Regions from separate parts of the Homo sapiens genome. Here region 2 is linked to region 1. Evidence: chromatin contacts called from ENCODE Hi-C data. All regions are on one chromosome and are shown on one strand. Each heading gives the region's core, a stretch centred on a gene start or an enhancer-like site at or near the end of the contact. The rest is flanking DNA. Distances are from core to core; before and after follow the strand shown.

The links. Hi-C counts contacts between places; a loop is a spot of excess contacts on that map. Pooled maps may share reads with other maps.
Region 2: a loop to region 1 is called in a map of natural killer cell, with 10 times the contacts of the local background. The contact joins the promoter of THADA here to the promoter of COX7A2L in region 1. A Hi-C loop is called at or near these places in 5 of 168 maps with a recorded cell type or tissue (B cell, heart left ventricle, naive thymus-derived CD4-positive, alpha-beta T cell and 1 more), 2 of 37 single-sample maps with no recorded cell type and 17 of 50 pooled maps.

What each region holds. Positions count from the first base shown.
Region 1 is chr2:42,357,564-42,363,405 of GRCh38, reverse strand. It overlaps COX7A2L (cytochrome c oxidase subunit 7A2 like), which reads left to right and starts at 2,189. Exons shown (of 3, transcript NM_004718.4): 1 at 2,189-2,316. The coding sequence starts at 2,245. RefSeq lists enhancers at 1,449-1,538, 2,099-2,158, 1,528-2,271, 2,179-2,498, 2,272-3,016 and 1 more and a silencer at 1,729-1,898.
Region 2 is chr2:43,593,542-43,599,383 of GRCh38, reverse strand. THADA (THADA armadillo repeat containing) reads left to right here and starts at 3,346. Exons shown (of 38, transcript NM_022065.5): 1 at 3,346-3,453.

The DNA of each region.
Region 1 (5,842 bases), core at 940-3,439:
CTTCCAAAATATGTCCAGAAGTCAGTGGGATGGAGACAGTAGCTGTCCCAAATCATTTAATTTCTCTTTTCAATCTAAACTCTATGAAAGGCTTTTTCTTTCACTCAATATTTGCTAGCGCCTGGGACTCAAGAAGGCTAATGTCAATGGATCATTTTCTTTTGAGGTAGTCGAACTTTTTGTCGTAGAAAAATCTTCCTGAATCTATTCAGTATCAAAACATGGGGTGGGCCTGGCACGGTGGCTCATGCCTGTAATCCCAGCATTTTGGGAGTCTTGAGTTTGGCAGATCACTTGAGCCCAGGAGTTTGAGACTAGCCTGGGAAACATGGTGAAACCCCATCTCTACTAAAAATACAAAAAATTAGCCAGGCGTGGTGGCGCGCATCTGTGGTTCCAGCTACCCGGGAGACTGAGGTAGGAGAATCACCTCAGCCTGGGAAGTCAAGGCTGCAATGAGCCGAGATCACACCACTGTACTCCAGCCTGGGACAGAGTGAGACCCTGTTTCAAAAAGAATTTAAAAAAAAAAAAAAAAAAAAGGAAATCACTAGTCCCAAACCACTTATCCTTGGAGAAATATGGACATAAACCCAAATTGCATGTTCTTTCCATTATATCACAGTGTCTCTTTGTAAAAGTGGCAACTTTGGGCTGGCTTACATGAATTCGCTGAAACCTTTACAACATATTGGCGGTGCTGAATACTTGGGGCTCTTGAACGTAAGCCTGCAACCAGGATGCTGGTGTACACCCTCACCCTGGAATGCTCAGCCTTGATCCTCCTCTTTTCAGAATGGCTTCATATCTATTTATTTGTAACATAGTGCTTAACAGTAGGAAGTCTTGAGCCAAATGCCTAGCTCTGCCACTTATCCCTGACCTGAGCAAGTTACTTAGCTTCTCCAGGCGTCATTTTCCTGTATTCTAAAATGGAGATGATAATAGCATTTACCTTATAGGATTGTTGTGAAGATTAAATGAGTTTAGGGCAATGCTATATATAGGTTAGTATCATCCATCAATTTGCAACATGATTTCATAAGTGCATCTAGAATATGCTTGTGTAAACCTATGGTTAGATGATGAAGCTAAGAAAAGCCTGAGTCCATCCCTGGAGAGTAAGAAACTAGTATACTCCTTTTACACAGTACCTTGCACACAGCACAGGCTTAACAGACATATTTAAATTGAACTGAAGCGAATACTACCAGAACTGAAAGTGGTAGTTCCAGATCTTTCAGGCTCAAGGTCCAGATTTTACAAGTGTTTCTGATCACCCTCCCCCTACCTCATTTATCGCAAAGAGCAGAGGCCAGGAAAAGGATGAATAATCAATGACCTTAAAACTCAGGTGAGAATAAAAACCAGTTCTGAGAAACCGTGTGACATTTACATCCTGGTACCTGAGCTTTAGATCACTCTGCATGTGTATTTCCTCTGCACAAAGCCCAGGAGGCTACTTTTATATTATTGGGGCAAATCTCCCAACAGCCCTGGGTACTAAACAGCCTTCAGCAGGTGCTTCCAAATTTTCTTATTTGCTTCAACTCCCAGGTTGCCAGGGGAAGCTTGGCCGACAAGTCTATACTCCTGGGCAGACTGAGCAACAGCAGGTGGTGGCTTCTGGATAAGAGGTGCTCTAGGTCGGAAGGAAATAAATGAGACTACGATCAGTTAAAGTTCGGTAAAGCAAGAGACGCCTTCAACCCGACGACCAGACGGTGGCTCCGCAGCACAGACTCTCTCGGATGGTGGAATTCCCAACCGGCTTCGATGTAGCCCCGCCCCTACCCAGACCACGCCCACCAATCACCGCCCTCTCCCCCCCAGGCCCCGCCTGGAGCCCGCCCCTCCTAAAGCATGCTCCACCTGACTCCGACACTGCCGGGCTTAGTCCGCCGGGCTTAGTCCGTGGAGCGCTTGCGCATTTCTTGAGTTGTCGTGGCACTGCCCAAATCTGAATGGGGGAAAGAGGGAACTTCATATTTCCTACAGACTCCGCCACAGCGACTTTGCGTGCTCTCTTAGAGCTGGTTTTGCCTTTCGTGGTCCTGAGAACCCTGGCTTTTGGTTCCCCAATGCGGCTTAAGTGTGCAGGTTTTAAGTTAGGCGATCTTCGGGCAGCCCTAGTCCCAGCACCGGGTCCTTGCGCTGAGTCTCGGGACCACAGCCGGGGAGGCGGGGTCCTTCTCTGGGGCGGTCGCGTTGGCAGCGGATGCGGGAAGCCGGACTCTGGGCGTCATGTACTACAAGTTTAGTGGCTTCACGCAGAAGTTGGCAGGAGCATGGGCTTCGGAGGCCTATAGCCCGCAGGTACGAGTGGCGCCTGGCCAGCTCGGACATGAGAAGTGGCGGCCCTAGCCTCGGCGACAGGCAGTCGCGGCGTTGGAGCCAGGGGAGGCTTCTGCCCGCGGTCGAGTTCGTCTCTGTTCTCCTTGCACCTCCCGGGGCCTCTCCACACCAGCGTACGGTGGTCACTGAGGCTTCTTTTTGTGTACCTGCTCACCTGGCGGGGGCTGGCCTGGCGTGGAAGTTTGGTCTGGCTCACTGCAGGGGTCAAGGTGACCCCCGGGGTCACTTGTCTAAAAGGGATGGTTTGTGGGGGTCCCCAGTGTGACCCGAGTCAGAGGTCCGGCCTTCTCCCTCAATTCGAAGACATCTGGCTTTCGGCCTCCTTGTCGTTTGTCATCTGCCAGAGCCCCATAGGCAGCCTCACTTGAGCTCGAGATTAGAGAGCGCGGGGCTATAAAGGCGTTTAGAGAAACCATGGTGCAGGGGGTTGGGGGGCTATGATCTGGGTTGGGAAATTTAACAGGTTACTTAACACGTCCAGGGAGGGAAGTTGCATGCAGCGAGGTTACACTTTCCCGATTGTAAAATATTTGACAGATGCTCGTTGTTTGGGTTGTCTGAAAAGTATTCCATTTCACGCAGATTCTACCAATTGGAGTTTGACTCTCCAGCATGTGTTGGGGGTAAACATGAGGGATTTTAGAGCCCCAGACGTGCCTTTTCAAATCATGGCGTTTTCCGCTTTAATTGTGTGACCTTGGCCAAGTTATTTAATTTATTGTGAGCTCAGTTTCATCCAGGGCGGCGTTAGTACACATTAAATGAAGTGTGTCAAGTGACTAGCAGTTTGGGCAGGTGGTTGGTTCTGGATAAGTGTTAACTGTTCACCAGAAGCTGTCTGAGATAGTATATTCCCTCCTAATCCTCTAGAGAAGTGTGGGAAGTGTCGGTGAGATACGCAGTTAGACTGCAGTAGTGAGGGGCCCAGATGAGGTGTAAAGGATACTCCATTACTGTTGCTTCATTTCCTTTTTCTGTGGGACACTGCAGCTTGCCCAAGAGGCAGATGTTTAAGAAAGATTTCAGGTCTGGTACCGTGGCTCACGCCTGTAAATCACAGCACTTTGGAAGGCCGAGGCCGAGGGTCGCTTGAGCCCAGGAGTTTGAGATCAGCCTGGGGCAACATAGTGAGACCCTGTCTCTAAAAACAAAAACAGATGATTCTAATCTCAGATAAGAAGGGCAAGTTTTTTTTTTTTTTTTCGGGGGTTAGTGGGGGAGTTGCGGTGGGAACGGGAAGGAAGAGTTTAGGGTTTATAAATGTTGAGTTTGTGATATGTCATGCTTGGTAGCAGCTAGATTTTTGAATATGGAGTTTAATAAACTTGGGTGTCTTCAGCCCATAGGTGGTAATTTGTAGGGAAGAAAGGTTGGATTATAGTTAGAGTATAGAAACATGAGGGAAGGGTGGAGAAGGAGAATGTGTTTAAAGAATAGTCCGGATGAGAAGGGAAACCAGTGTGGTCTCACTGAAACCGAATTGGTAATGACTTGTAAGGAAGGAATAGTCAGCAGTGTTGCACTTCTTTTACAGATTATGTGAGAAAATGGCCATTTCTATCATCTGCTTCTATGAAATGTATTCTCCAGTGTATGGATATTAAATGTTACAGTTTGATGAGTTTGGACAAACCCATGTACTGTATAACCACACCTCCCTCAATATGCAAGATGTTACATCATCCCAGGAAGTTCCCTTGTACCCTCTGTCAATCCCTGCCACCTTCTTATTCTGACTTTTATCATCATAAATAGATAGTTTTGCCTTTTTTTGAACTTCATGTAAATGGAACCAGCTCTGACCCAGGCTGGAGTGCAATGGCACAGTCACAGTTCACTGTAGACTCACTCCTGAGCTCAAGTAATCGTCCTGCTTTTGCCTCTGAAAATGTTGGAATTACAGATGTGAGCCGCCGTGTCTGGCTGCTCAAAAAATATTTTTGAGGTTAGTCCGTGTTGTACGTATCAGTAGTTAATTCCTTTTATCCTCTTATTCTTCTGTGGGATTTCATTTTATAAATATATCACAGTTTATTCTGTTGGTGGTAGTAGATGTTCTTTTATTTATTTTTTTAAAATATTTTTTGAGACAGGTTCTTGCTGTGTTGCACAGCCTGATCTCGAACTCCCCGGCTCAGGCAGTCCTGTCACCTCAGCCCCCTGAGTGGCTGGGGTTACAGATGTGTACCACCACACTTGGTTTATGTTCTTTTAATATATCTTCAGCATAATCTAGGTTTTGTTGCTTAGTAAGAAAAAAGTAAATTTTTCGACTAAAAACTGGCATATTGTAATAAAATGGGCGCTCAGCAGAGATTACCTTGCGATGAGTTTGATATAGATAGGGCTTTCAGATTTCTAGTACCTCTCCTCGTGAATCGTGTTTCTCTTGAGAATTTGAACTTCTTAGTTACTTAAAGATTTCTTAAACTATGTTGAAAAGAAGTGATACTGTGTAGGCTTTATATGAATTGTAAATTTCTGAGTGATTGTGACAGGTGCCCTCCCAACTAGGTGCTCTGACTTTGGTAATTAGGAGTACTTCAGCTTTTTCCTTTCCTGGAAACATACGATGAAGATGTTTGTAATTTGTAGTAGTAAGTAAAGTGAATAATTTGCCATGCACTAAATAACATAATATGGAAAAGGTGGTTCTGTAACAATTGCACAGGTAGAGATTTGTAAGTCAGCTTGACAGCAAGCAGTTGGTGGGATGGCATTTTCCATTGGTTGAAAGGCATCTTCCTTACCTTTCTCTGAATTGCGTCAAAAATAAATTGAGGCCAATAAGCACATGAAGATGTTTAACATTTTCAGTTATTAGAGCAAATCACAACCACAATGAGGTACCATTTAGTATCCACCAGAATGCCTAGAATCAAAAAGACAGATGATAACAAGTATTGGTGAGGATGTAGAGAAACGAAACATGTTACATTTGTGGTGGAAATGGTAAAATGACGCAGCCACTTTGGAAAACAGTTTGGCAGTTTGTTAAAAAAGGAAACGTAATTTTACTGTGTGATCTAGGAATTCCTCTCCCAATTAAGATGGCAGAATGGTATTCTAGGTAAAGGGAACTGTGAGAGTGAAGGAAGGGAGGGGGTCTGGAGGAGAAGCATTGGGTAGGTAAGTTTGACTGTGGAGGATGGAGGTAAATCATGAAGGGCCTAGTATGTAAGGACTTAATTTTGTGAGGCACTAGTAGGAAGTTGCAGAGCAACTTGATGCAGAGTTGTGGTAGTTTGTCCTTTCAGATGAGACAGATGTTGGGGATGAGGAGGGAGGGCTTCAGCATGATTGGTGAATTGGTGCTTTTCACAGTGACAGGGTGTTCCTGAATGGGCTTAGGAGTGAATTTTGGACATGATGAGTGTGAGGTGTCAGAAGGACATGGAGGTAGGTGGTGATGTCTAGCTTACCGTTAGAAATAAATAGAGGTCAGGTGCGGTGGCTCACACTGGTAATCCCAGTGTTTCCGGAGGCC
Region 2 (5,842 bases), core at 2,097-4,596, 1.2 Mb before region 1:
TTGTTCCATATGAATTTTAGCATTGTTTTTTCTAATTCTGTGAGGAATAATGGTGGTATTTCGATGGGGATTGCATTGGATTTGTAGATTGCTTTTGGCAGTATACTTCCTCTAGGTGTTACCATTCCATTTATCTGCCCCTTGCGTACTAGAAGGACTAGAAGGAGTTGCCTCTGCTTGATCTTGCCAATTCCTCTCTTCCCAGTCTCTTTTAAACCCATTCAAATCTGCTCCAAGTAAACTTTGGCAACTTCATCCTTCTAGGTGCTCAGGCCAGAAACTTTGGACTCATCTTTGACTCTTCATTTCTTCATACCCATATTCTATCCTTCAGAAAAAAATCCTGTTAGCTCTGCTTTCAAATTATATCCAAAACCTGTCCACTTCCCGCTCTCCACTGCTACCACCCTGGTCAGTGCCACCAGCATCCTGCCTGCCTAGTTTACCACAACAGCCTCACTGGGCTTCCTGCAGGCTCTACAGTCTTTTATTTTTTTTTCTGTTTTGTGACGGAGTCTCACTCTGCAGCTCAAGCTGGAGTGCAGTGGCGCAATGCTAGCTCACTGCAACCTCTGCCTCTGGGGCTCAAGCAATTCTCGTGCCTCAGCCTCCCGAGTAGCTGCGACTACAGGCACACAACATCATGCCCAGCTAATTTTTTTTTTGCATTTTTGTAGAGACGAGGTTTCACCATGTTCCCCAGGGTGGTCTTGAACTTCTGAGCTCAGGTGATCCACCCGCCTCAGCCTCCCAAAGCGTTGGGATTACAGGCGTGAGCCACCGCGTCCGACCTACAGTCTCTTCTTAACAAAGTAGCTCCAGTGATTATTTTGAAATGTACATTAGATGTTATTATTCTTTTGCTCAAAATCACTCCTCATTTCATGAAAGAGTCCATGAAATAATGTGAAAGCCTTATATAATCCAAAGCCCCTTGTCCCACTCCTTAGTATTTACCTTGCTTGGCTCCGGCCACTCTTGCCTCCTTGCTATTCTCCCAGCAGGCAAGCCCTGCCCTGGAAACTTTGTACTGGCTGTTCCCTCTGTATGGAAGGTTTCCCCTTCACCAAGTGTCTATGTCTCTTGGAAATCTTTACTCAGTGAGGCCTACCCTGATTACCCTATTTAAAGTTGCAATGTACCTCCCCTATACTCTCACTTTCCATTCCCCTATTTTTTCCATGGCGGTGTTAAATTGAACTAAATACCGCCTGAGAAAGCCTCTGCACTTCCATATTTGAGTCCTTGTGGATGAACCATAACCTAACTTAGTAGGTAGACAAGACTGAAAGCCTAATTTAGGAGTGTGCTTCTGTAACAATAGCTGAGTTTCAGCCAATCCCAGCAGCCATACTTCAACTATTCATACAATGCTTACTGTTCAAACTGTGTTCAGGTAAGGCAAATGCCAAGCTGTAACCCATCCAGCTGCTTCCGTACCTCACTTGCTTTTTGTACATCACTTTCCTTTCTTTGTCTGTAAATGTGCTCTGACCACGAGGCATCCCTGGAGTCTCTCTGAATCTGCTATGATTCTGGAGACTGCCCGATTTGAGAATCATTTTTCCCCTTGCTCAATTAAACCCTGTTAAGTTTAATTTGTCTGAAGTTTTAACAGTAGCTTCACCTTTCAACATATGTTTATTATGTTTGCTCCCTAGCCCACCTCTCGCTGTGCAGGGTGAAGAGTTGCAGTGTCTGCCAACAAAAAAGGGGTTCGGACCCACTGAGTTATATAATTAGTAGGTCTGAAACAATATACATATTTTAAAAAACATAAAACTTAAAAATGGTTAAAATGGTAAATTTTGCTGTGTATTTTACCATAATTTAGAAAAAAAGGAAATAAAATCTCACAGCTCCTGTAAAGTAGCATTTCAAGAAATTTTTACTTCAGTTATGTGTGAGTACTTCTACGTCCACAGTTTCAAAGTCTGCAATGTATTTCTTACTATGTCAGGGTCAAAAATACCAGAAAAAATTATGGTGGAGAACCGTCTGCACACACTCACCAGCTGACATGCACAACATAGTTCACAGCAGCAATGTTTAGAACAAAAACTGGAAATAATGCACATGTTAAGAGGCAGCAGGATGGATACATAATGAAGTATATTAAACAATGGAAAATTACGGTCCGGGCGCCATGGCTCACGCCTGTAATCCCAGCACTTTTGGAGACCGAGGCGGGCGAATCACGAGGTCAGGAGTTCAAGACCAGCATGAGCAACATGGTGAAACCCCGTCTCCACTAAAAAATACAAAAATTAGCTGAGCGTGGTGGCGCGCGCCTGTAATCCCGGTTACTTAGGAGGCTGAGGCAGGAGAATCACTTGAACCCGGGAGGCAGAGTTTGCAGTGAGCCGAGATCGCGCCACTGCACTCCAGCCTGGGCGAAGAGCACTACAGCCACCTGTAGGTGAATATGAAAAGCAATGCTGAAAGAAGCAAATTGCTGGAGAATACATACGCAATTCCAAAAGCTTCAAAATTGAACGAAACAAGATAGTGATACATACATTATGTGGTAAAGCTATAAAGAAAACCAAGGCAAGCTGATATAAAAAATTCAGAAAATAATTATTAAAAACTTAAGTCATTAACGTTTAGAGAACTGAAATGTCTCTATTTTCCAAATTAATACTCCTGATAATAGCATCAGGTCTTTCCTGATCTTGCCCACTGTCGCAGCTCCCAGTGACACCCCGTTATTGTATTTATTTTTCAAGGACTGAACCATCTGACAATTTGTATGTGCTGCGTAATACATGTATCCTCAGTAGGGGATAGCTTTCAAGGCTAGCGCTTGGCGACGCTCTGACAGTAGAGTTCATTATCTATTGAATGAATATATGCGCTTTGGCACACGTTGGTTCAGCACTACTCATTTTAGTCCGAATCCTTCTCGTGGCTTCCGTTCAGTCGCCGCCCAAACCCCTGCCCCATCTCGCAGGCTCTAAACTCCCTGGACTCGTTCCCGAGTCCCAGACGTAGTTTTCTCCTAGACTCTGCACTGGGCCAACAGAGTGGGAGAAAGGTGGAAGGTCTGGATTGGGAGAAAAGCGCTTCCCAGGCGTCCAAGCATGTGAAGAGAATGAGGTCTTTTCATTCAACAAGAGACCGTTGAATGAAGGCCCCTCAGCAACAAGGCCCGTCAGCCCTAACGCCATGAGGAACGCGCGGCGCTGACGGTACAGTGGCTGGTTAACTAAACCGGATTGCTACCGGCCACCCCGGTGACGTCACGACCTCCTCGAACTCCTGATTGGAGGAGCTGCGTTTGGTCAATTCTCGCGATGACTCCTCCAGGTTACCCCTCTCTCCCTCCCTTTGCCCTGACCCGGTAGTCGACCGTGGACCGCGCTGCGAGCCTCGGAGACGCCGTAGAAGGAGACCTGCTTCCGGGACTGGACCAGGCGCCTGCGACTCTTCTCAGACGCCGACGTGCACGAGGTTTGGCTCCCAGGTGTCCTGCCTGCCAGACCCGCGGTAGCTCGGCTCGGCCAGTTTTGCTAGGGCTGCCTGGCGAGCCACACCAATTCCCATCCTTTGGTATCGCCAGGATTCGGCGGCTGTGAAACTGATTTCCGGTCGCTAAGGTCTCCATGGAGACAGCACTTTAACCACTTTCTCCCACTGTCATTCCTCGACTCCACGTGGTTCAGAAATCGCCCAGAGAATGTTTGTGGGAGTCAGCCAGGAAGGTGTAGAGTGAAGCAGCGTTCTAAAGGGAAGCAGTAAGTGGGACCTAGGAGGAGTGTAATTTACTGGGCACCTTCTGGCCTTGCGGTAGACACGGGATTTACCCCCTTGGGGACCCTGGTTCTTCAGGACACACGTTTAGGCATCATTTGAGCAGGCATAATTACCGAGTCTGCTTTTGTGTAGCCCTCAGAATTGCAAGAGCAAATCCTCCTGCAAACTTGCTTACCTTTCACCAGAGAATAGTCTCCCTAGTTAGGTTTCCCAGTCTCTTCTGGCTTTGTACGATGGTCACTTTCTTAGGAAGCGTGCCTCTATTCCTCTAGATCTGACTATCCCTTTACAAATTATTCTGTTGTCGACACTTTCCTAGCTGCGTCCATTTTTGGTTAAGTGGTTGCTCACCTGCCATTACTGTATGGATTTCTTACTTCCCAAACAGACCATAGGTTCTTAAGATGTAGAATGTCACTTAGATGTAGAATGCATTTTAGGTACCAGATAGTCCACCTTCCTGCCCTTAAAGACATATATCCCTTCTAGAACATCTCTGACAAATGTTTGTTAATTAATTTGTTTATTCGTGAAGTGTTTGTTAAACACCTACTATGTGCCAGGCACTGGTTTGGAAATTGAGACTTGAAACATGAACAAAATAGATTAAAGTTGCTGCCTTCATTCAGTTTGCTACTAGGTGAGACAGACAATATACAAATTTACAAGTTAGGGTAATTTCTGGTACTAGTAAGTGCTATGAAGAAAATTAACGGAAATGGTGTCTACGTGTGTTGTATTGGTGAGATTTTAGATAGAGTGGTCATGGAAGGCTTTTAGAAGGTAATGTTGCAGCAGAAACATGAATGGTGAGAAGGAGTCAGTCTTGCAAAGATGTGGAATGAACATTAAGGGGCAGAGATACTGAGAAGTGTAAAGCCTCTTAGGTGGGAATAAGAGCATCAGGAAGTACAAAGCTCTTGAGATGGTGAAGAGGAGATTGGTTTGAGATGAAGAGTGGAGGAAGGCAGGGTCAGATTATTTAGGGCCTTGAAGGGCAAAATCTCAAGTATTTATTTATTTATTTATTTATTTATTTATTTGAGATGGAGTTTCGCTCTTGTCTCCCAGGCTGGAGTGCAGTGGCACGATCTCGGCTCACTGCAACCTCTGCCTCCTGGGTTCAAGCCATTCTCCTGCCTCAGCCTCCGGAGTAGCTGGGGTTATAGGCGCCTGCCACCACACCCGGCTAATTTTTGTATTTTTAGTTAGTGCAGACGGGGTTTCACCATGTTGGCCAGGCTGGTCTTGAACTCCTGACTTCAGGAGATCCACCCGCCTCGGCCTCCCAAAGTGCTGGGATTACAGGCACGAGCCCCCACTCCTGGCCTCAAGTTTGAATTTTATTCTAAGTGTATTTAGAAACCCTTGGAAAGTTTTAAGGAAGAGAGTAAGTAATTCAATTTGATGAGAGTTTTTTTTAAAGAGATTGCTTTGATGATTGTAAACAGAATGGGCTCTTTGGAGGTAAGTGTAGAAGTCAGGAGACCAGTTAGGGAGCTGTTTCAGGAGTCCAAGAGAAAATATTCAGTCATCTTCTCTTTGAATATTCCTGGTGTTGGAAAATTTCTTTGTTTAAAAGGTAGCCCAGTCCTTAGTGGGACCATAGAGCTTTTCCTTTGTATTGATCTGGAATCTGTTTCCCTGTAGCTTGTACTGACTTTTACTAATCTAATAGCAAGACAAGAAGTCTAAGGCTGGGCGCGGTGGCTCACGCCTGTAATCCCAGCACTTTGGGGGGCCGAGGTGGGTGGATCACGAGGTCAGGAGATCGAGACCATCCTGGCTAACATGATGAAACCCCGTCTCTACTAAAAATAGAAAAAATTAGCCGGGCGTGGTGGCGGGCGCCTGTAGTCCCAGCTACTCGGGAGGCTGAGGCAGGAGAATGGCCTGAACCCAGGAGGCTGAGCTTGCAGTGAGCGCAGATCGCGCCACTGCACTCCAGCATGGGCGAAGGAGCAAGACTCCGTCTCAAAAAAAAAAAAAAAAAAAAAGTCTGTAGTAGACAAATAAATCTATTCCCTTTTTCTCCAAAACAGTCTAGCAGCTGTTTTAAGGCTCTTGTTCTGTTGACTTTTTCTCC